Linked DNA regions of Mus musculus: region 1 is linked to region 2. Evidence: chromatin contacts called from ENCODE Hi-C or POLR2A ChIA-PET data. All regions are on one chromosome and are shown on one strand. Each heading gives the region's core, a stretch centred on a gene start or an enhancer-like site at or near the end of the contact. The rest is flanking DNA. Distances are from core to core; before and after follow the strand shown.

What was found. Hi-C counts contacts between places; a loop is a spot of excess contacts on that map. ChIA-PET counts read pairs that join two places held with the same protein, here RNA polymerase II (POLR2A).
Region 1: a map of T-helper 1 cell shows a loop between it and region 2 (2.2-fold over the local background). The contact joins two enhancer-like sites. A Hi-C loop is called at or near these places in 1 of 37 maps with a recorded cell type or tissue (T-helper 1 cell). POLR2A ChIA-PET finds 5 or more read pairs at or near these places in 1 of 5 experiments (embryonic stem cell).

The regions. Positions count from the first base shown.
Region 1 is chr12:29,081,019-29,084,307 of GRCm38, reverse strand. No RefSeq gene overlaps it. Among named protein-coding and RNA genes, the nearest start is that of Gm31333, 59 kb to the left of the region's middle. Within about 2 kb of position 1,399, at least 1 of the 3 ENCODE cell types and tissues checked has a DNase peak (open chromatin) inside an H3K27ac peak, as active enhancers do.
Region 2 is chr12:28,685,416-28,688,534 of GRCm38, reverse strand. No RefSeq gene overlaps it. Among named protein-coding and RNA genes, the nearest start is that of Mir6937, 7.6 kb to the right of the region's middle. Within about 2 kb of position 1,684, at least 1 of the 3 ENCODE cell types and tissues checked has a DNase peak (open chromatin) inside an H3K27ac peak, as active enhancers do.

The DNA.
Region 1 (3,289 bases), core at 150-2,649, 400 kb before region 2:
TCCTCCCTTCTGAAGCCCCCTCTGTATTGCAGCAGAGAATCCAAAGGGTTGCGATTTAGGAGAAAACCCCGGGAGGCCCCCATCACAAGTGGGTGTTGCGGCTCTGAGCTGAGAGAAGCCACAGAACCAGACTGCAGCCTGGCACACGCCGCCACTCTCCCTCTTTCTGCTGCCGATTGCCCACGATGAGGATGCCCGCCCAGGCTGGCAGAAAGTGCTTATCAGAGAATGTTCCCTGGCTGATCATAACTGATGCAGTGTGCTGTGTCAAATCGCTTCCTGTTTCCTGACTGCGGATGAGAAAGTGTGATCAGAGCAGAGAGCCTTTGCAACAGCTCAGAGCCATCACCCGGAACAGGTGCAGTCTCCCTCCATGCCTCCTACTCAGCCTGGCTGACACCCACCCCCATCCGGGGCTGGTCTTGGCTCACTGTAGAAAAGCTGTGGACTGGTTTGGGGAGACACTGAGATAGACTCCACAGCAAATAGCTCCCCCGGAGCAAGCTTGTGGGTCTCAGCTTCTACAGGATGCCAGCTTGGATTCTGCAGGACTCTCCATGTGAAGCTACTAGGTCTAAGAAAGCACCTCCTTCCATGGATGACCTCAGCGTGTTCCTTCCACCTCACTACCCTTGCTCATATTCATCATCAATCTTCGTCCACTTAGGGACCTCCCTTGGAGCAGGCACTCAGACATGCTCTTTGTTTTATTCTCATTCTCCACATGAACAAAAGGAGCCTCCTAGAAGTAAACAGTGAGGTCATATGGCTGTAAGCATCAGGGCTTGTCCTGGACACACTGCCCTAGTGTCCCTACAGTGTCCTCCCATCTGCCTGCTGTACCTTACCCAGCATCCACTAAGTCCCTCTCATTTGCTATTGTTACAAGTGCTAAGCTGCAATGGATTTTAAAACACTGATCACTCTCTCTGTCATTACACAACCGCTACCGTTCAAATGAATGGAGCTAGACCTAAAGTTAGACAGCTAACAAAGGTGTATCAGATAGAAAAGGGGGCAGTAAGTAAGGAAATGTAGACAGACTGGGCTACGAGGTCATGGCAGGTGAATGAGCCTCCCTGGGACAGAAGCACCAGAGGGAAGACAGAAGTTTCCAAATATGTCTGGAAGAAGAGTCTCCCAGAAGATGCACTGTGGGGTGCCCACATGAAGAGACAGGGGAGGGACTGAGGAAGCTAGGAGGATGAAGACAGCCAAGGCCACTGTAGGTGACAGTGAGTTCCCAGGGAATCAGACACCGCAGTGAAGACCTCAGGCGTTTTTTTTCCTGGGTTTGACAGGCACTAAAAAAAACGTTCCGAGCAGCAAGCCAAGGAGACCAGATATTGTTGGACTAGGACTTAAATCTTCAAGAGCAGCAGTTGAGAAACTCGGGAGACTGTACCAAAAAATCCAGGGGAAGGTAATAGGCCAGGGTGGTGGGGAGCCAGTTAGCGCTGAGTTCTTTTCAGGTAGCAGGGTAGGAAAGCCCAGAGCTTTGACAGCTACAAGTCACCGGCTTTCATAAAGCAGGCACAAGCCCAGCTTGGGAACTTCAGAAATAATGTGTGCTTGGAATGAAGCCCTTCTTCTAATGCAGGAAAGCCTACTGAAGAAGAAGTGAGATGGTGCCATGCCCCACCACCGAGGGGCATGTCCACTTGCCCCCTGCCAAGGCACACTCCCATCACTGTGCCATGCACTTTGAAGCTCTGTTTGCTTTGCTTTAGTTTGTTTTATGCCTTCTCATAAGCAATCCAAACCTTGCATTTGGGGCATCCCCTCCCTCTGCTTTTTTACTGATTCTGAATATCACTATATATTTTACAGTCTGAGGCAGTTTTTTTTTTAATTTTATGTAAGTAGAATTATAGTCTCTGTCTTTCTTCATTTCTTTTCCTACTCATGATTCTTTTGAGATCTATTCATCTGGTTTCTATTGATTTGGTCTGTTGGCTGCTCTGCTGTGTGCCACCCGTTTTATGTGCAGGCAACAGCTTCTTCATTTCCCTGCCAAAAGGCACCCAGGTCATCCCACCAAATCACAAATGCTCCACGAGTATGCAAAGCTTCACGGCCTGCATGTCTTTACGCACTTTGTAAGACGGTGTGTCATTGTTATGAGCCAGGAAATAGAACTTCTGGGTCAGTGGTACTGTCACATTCCACTCAGATCTTTTCAAAGATTTCACGAAAGCAAGGGTCCAGAGTCACCTTGACCAGCAGAAATGGCTCCTGTCTCTGCAGCGGCTACCCTCACTAGAATCAAAAGCTTCTAATTGACCATCCCCTTCCTAATAACAAGTCCATTACCAGGATTTTAAAGTTTCAGCCATCTAATGATTATGAAATATGCCTTGTTTATTTCATTTTTAAAATCCCCAGCTTATGTGGCTAGAGCGATGGCATAGCTAAGAGACGGTAACTGCTTTACCAGAGGACCTAGGTTTCATTCCCAGCACCCTCTTGGAAGCTCACAACCATATGTAACTCTAGTTTTAGGGAACCCAACACCCACTTTTACTTCCAAGTGTACCAGGCATGCACATGGTACACAGTTGTGAATGCAGCCAAAGCACCCATACAAATAAAATAAAAATAGTGAATTTTTAATTTAAAAGATGTTCAGCTTACTAGAGAATCTGTATATGCAATGAGAGGAGGGTGAATTGCATTGCTCTTAAGATAAACTGACTTTTGTTTTTGGTGTGTGTGTGTGTGTGTGTGTGTGTGTGTGTGTGTGTGTGTGTGTGTGCTGAGACAGGATTTCTCTGTATAATAGCTTTAGAACTGGAACTAAACTAGGCTGACCTTGAACTCACTGCCTCCCAAGTGTTGGAATTAAAGGCAAGTGCCACCACACCCAGCTGATAGACTGACTTCTGTAATATAACATTTAAAAGTATCGTCTCTTCCAGGCCAGTGAACAGCTGAGTAGATAGAGGTGCTTGTTGTCACAAAGCCTGACTATCTAGGTTTAATCCCTGGGACTCAAAGGGTAGAAGAAGAGAAATAGCTCCCCCAAATTGTCCTCTGACCACTAAAATTATTGTGATGGCATGTATAGGCACATGCGCATGTGCGCACACACATACACACATGCATGCTCATAGATAGATGATAGATAGATAGATAGATAGATAGATAGATAGATAGATAGATAGATGCCCAAAAAATTTAGTCCTGTCTTCCCAATGTCTATAGCTATTTAATTTCTTATGTTGTATTGGATAACTTCTCCAGGACAACGATGGATGGAGGTGAAATAGCCACTGTCCCATTCGCTGCT
Region 2 (3,119 bases), core at 435-2,934:
CCATTTGAACACCACCACCTCTGCGAAACCCTGTCCAATCACACTGGTGAAGAGTAACAGGCCACACAGTAAGCTCAGCCCTTCATATGGAACCCACCACTAGGAAGCCCACTGGGAGGGAACATCCAGTCTGGAGCTCACCCAGGCCTGGGTTTAGCAGAGCCAATACCAACACTTCCATGTGCCACACAGCATCCTTGCTTCATGTTGTTTGGTACCTAAGCTACAGGATATGCAGACAGGTCAAAGTTCATACTGGCCTGTGGACACTCATCTAGCATAAAAACAGCACACATGAAAAGGGAAGCCTGCGTGACTTATGTTTCTATTGCTGTGATAAACATCAGAATCTTTTGGGAAGGTAAGATTTTTATTTCATCTCCAGGGTTGCAATCTATCATGGAGGGAAATCAGGGCAGAAACCTTGGGACAGTAAACTGAAGCAGAACCCACAAAGGAACACTGGTGTACTGACTTGCTCAGCCTGTTTTCTTACACCACCCAGGACTACCTGTTTTCTTACCCCCACCCACAGTGAGCTGAGCCCTCCCACGTCAATCGTTACGTTAATCAAGAAAATGCCCTACAGACTTGCCTATGAGCCAACCTTAGAAAATCATTTTCTCAATTAAGAGTCCCTCTTCCCAGGAAAGCCTGTGTCTGTCAAGTTGACACGAACCAACCAGCATAGTGACAGAGAAGAACACATTCCCTGCACTGAGCATAGCCATTTATTTTGTTGTTTGAGACAGTTCTACCCTACGTAGGGAACCAGACACACATGGAACACTGGGTTCTCCTGCCTCCACCTCCAGAGTGCTGGGATTCCATGTCTGTGTTACCACACCCTGCTTGGACCACTTCTTAACTGGTCCTGTCCCTCCCCAGCGCTCTGTCAGACCCGGCCTTCTCTCTCCCTGAACTCCCCAGATTCTACCTTGAGGGGAGAGCCAGGCCCCTACTGCAGAGCAAACGGAAGCCTGCACAGTCTGCTTCCACCAAGACCTGTTCCCTCTCTACCATCCCAGCCACAGGGGCCATCAGCCCTGGTCTTTCCCCAGAGCCTTGGTCTGCTGGACTTTCCATCATTAGAACTAAATATCCACAATATGCATACAACTAAAGTTCTTGTTGCCCAGGGTGACTGGATTTGGAGATGGGGCAGAGCTAATTAGAATTAAGTAGGACCCTGTATAAGGCTGAAGCACTGGCATACTCTGGAGGACACAGTAGCGCAGTTGTAAGGTGACCCCAGGAGGCCCAACCCTATGATGGAAATGTTGATCTCTTTAAAAAAAAAATTTTTTATTATACATAAGTACACTGTAGCTGCCTTCAGACACACCAGAAAAGGGCATCAGATCTCATTACAGATGGTTGTGAGCCACCATGTAGTTGCTGGGATTTGAACTCAGGACCTTCAGAAGAGCAGTCAGTGCTCTTACCGGCTGAGCCATATCTTCAGCCCCGGAAATGTTGATCTCAAGTTCAAGATAGCCAGCCTCCAGTCTCAGAGTCTCCCAGTCTGTGGTGTTTCTTTTGACAACCTGAGACTCCTGACTCTGCAGAGGAGCTGCCTCACTTCTGGTGTGTCAGCAGCGTATAATCCACTGAGAACCAGCTGCACCCACTCACTAGTGTTCCTGGCTCTGCTCTCCCAAAAATTTTGTCCTATTGCCCATCCTTGTTCCTATGTGGAACCTGGCTGCGAGGATCTTACCATTCACAGCCCTGGAAGCTCGTGAGTGTCCATCTCAGGCATGAATGAATCTGCAATGCCTCTCCTCAGCAAGGTCACAGTAAGCATGGAGTGGAGAAGCCAACACAGCCACTAGTATCACTGTCCTAGATGATGTCCCTGTGTGGTCTAAAGTCCTGCTCTGGGGGAGGGACGGGGTGGAAGACAAGCCCCTGAAAGCATCTCTGGCCCTGGCCCTGCGGGCACCCCTGTGCTCTTGGATGACAAGCCTCCTTTGTTCTCCTGGAGAAGCAATAATCAATTATGCCAGGGCGCCTGAGAGCCATCAGGATTAATGAACGACTGGCCAGGCTGAAAGATGTATAGACAGCAAGGCCAATCGCTGATTGCATCGATCTGTCTGCCAGACAGGTGTGTGGACTTTGGACAGGAGAGCTTTCTGTAACAGCTGACACAGACAAGCACATTTAACCCATTGAAGCATAATGACAAGGGACAGCAGTAAGTTGGGCATATAGCTCAGAGGCAGGTTACATTCCTAGAATGTTCAAGGCTATGGGTTCAGTCTCCATGCTGGAAACTATCAATGATCATTAATTCCCTAGTGTAGCTAGAGCCCATGTGATTAAATCACTCAGCAATACCACTAACTAGAGATCCTCCATACATGAGACTCTTGGCATAGAGCATATCCCAGACTTAATGGCTGATGGGAAGAGCTGGATTTATTGGCTGTGACCAACAACAGGGTTGTATTGCTACAGGTAAGCTGGTACCTACAGATGGGTTTCCCTTCAGGGATGGCACAGACCTAGACCTCTAGCGGACAGCTGTGCAGACTGCCCTTGACCTCACTGACCCATAAAGATTTCAGGGCATCCAGTGTCATCCACGTGTCAGTGATCAAGAGCCTCCAGCTCACACTCTGCTTACCATCAAAGCAGCAAGGCCACAGTGTCACACCACCTACCCACAGCTACAGTCAGAACGGGAAACCTACCTCAAAAAGAGCTCTGAGCTGAGATACCAATAGCTCAGGCTCTCCTCAGAGGGGAGAGACTAAACAAATCCCATAGCGTTAATGTTTTATTTCTTGTTGCTTGGGGAGTTTAGGGAATCACATTCTAAAATAAATACCCAATCCTGCGCCTCACTGAAAGATTTCAGAGCTCCTGAGCAGCCACAGCCAAAAGCATTAGGATTACATCAGTACTGTATGACCATCTTCAGGATGCTGGGGTGTGTGTATGTGTATTGTATAAGCCATAAAATTATTTGAGGTTTTTGAAAACTTTTACATAGTGTACTTTCCAAAGGAAAACAGTTTTCAGAAAAATGATTGTTCCAGCTCACACATCTGAACAGGAATCAAATTCATCACCCTCCACCCGCCCACTCATCAACTCACCCATCTTCCTAT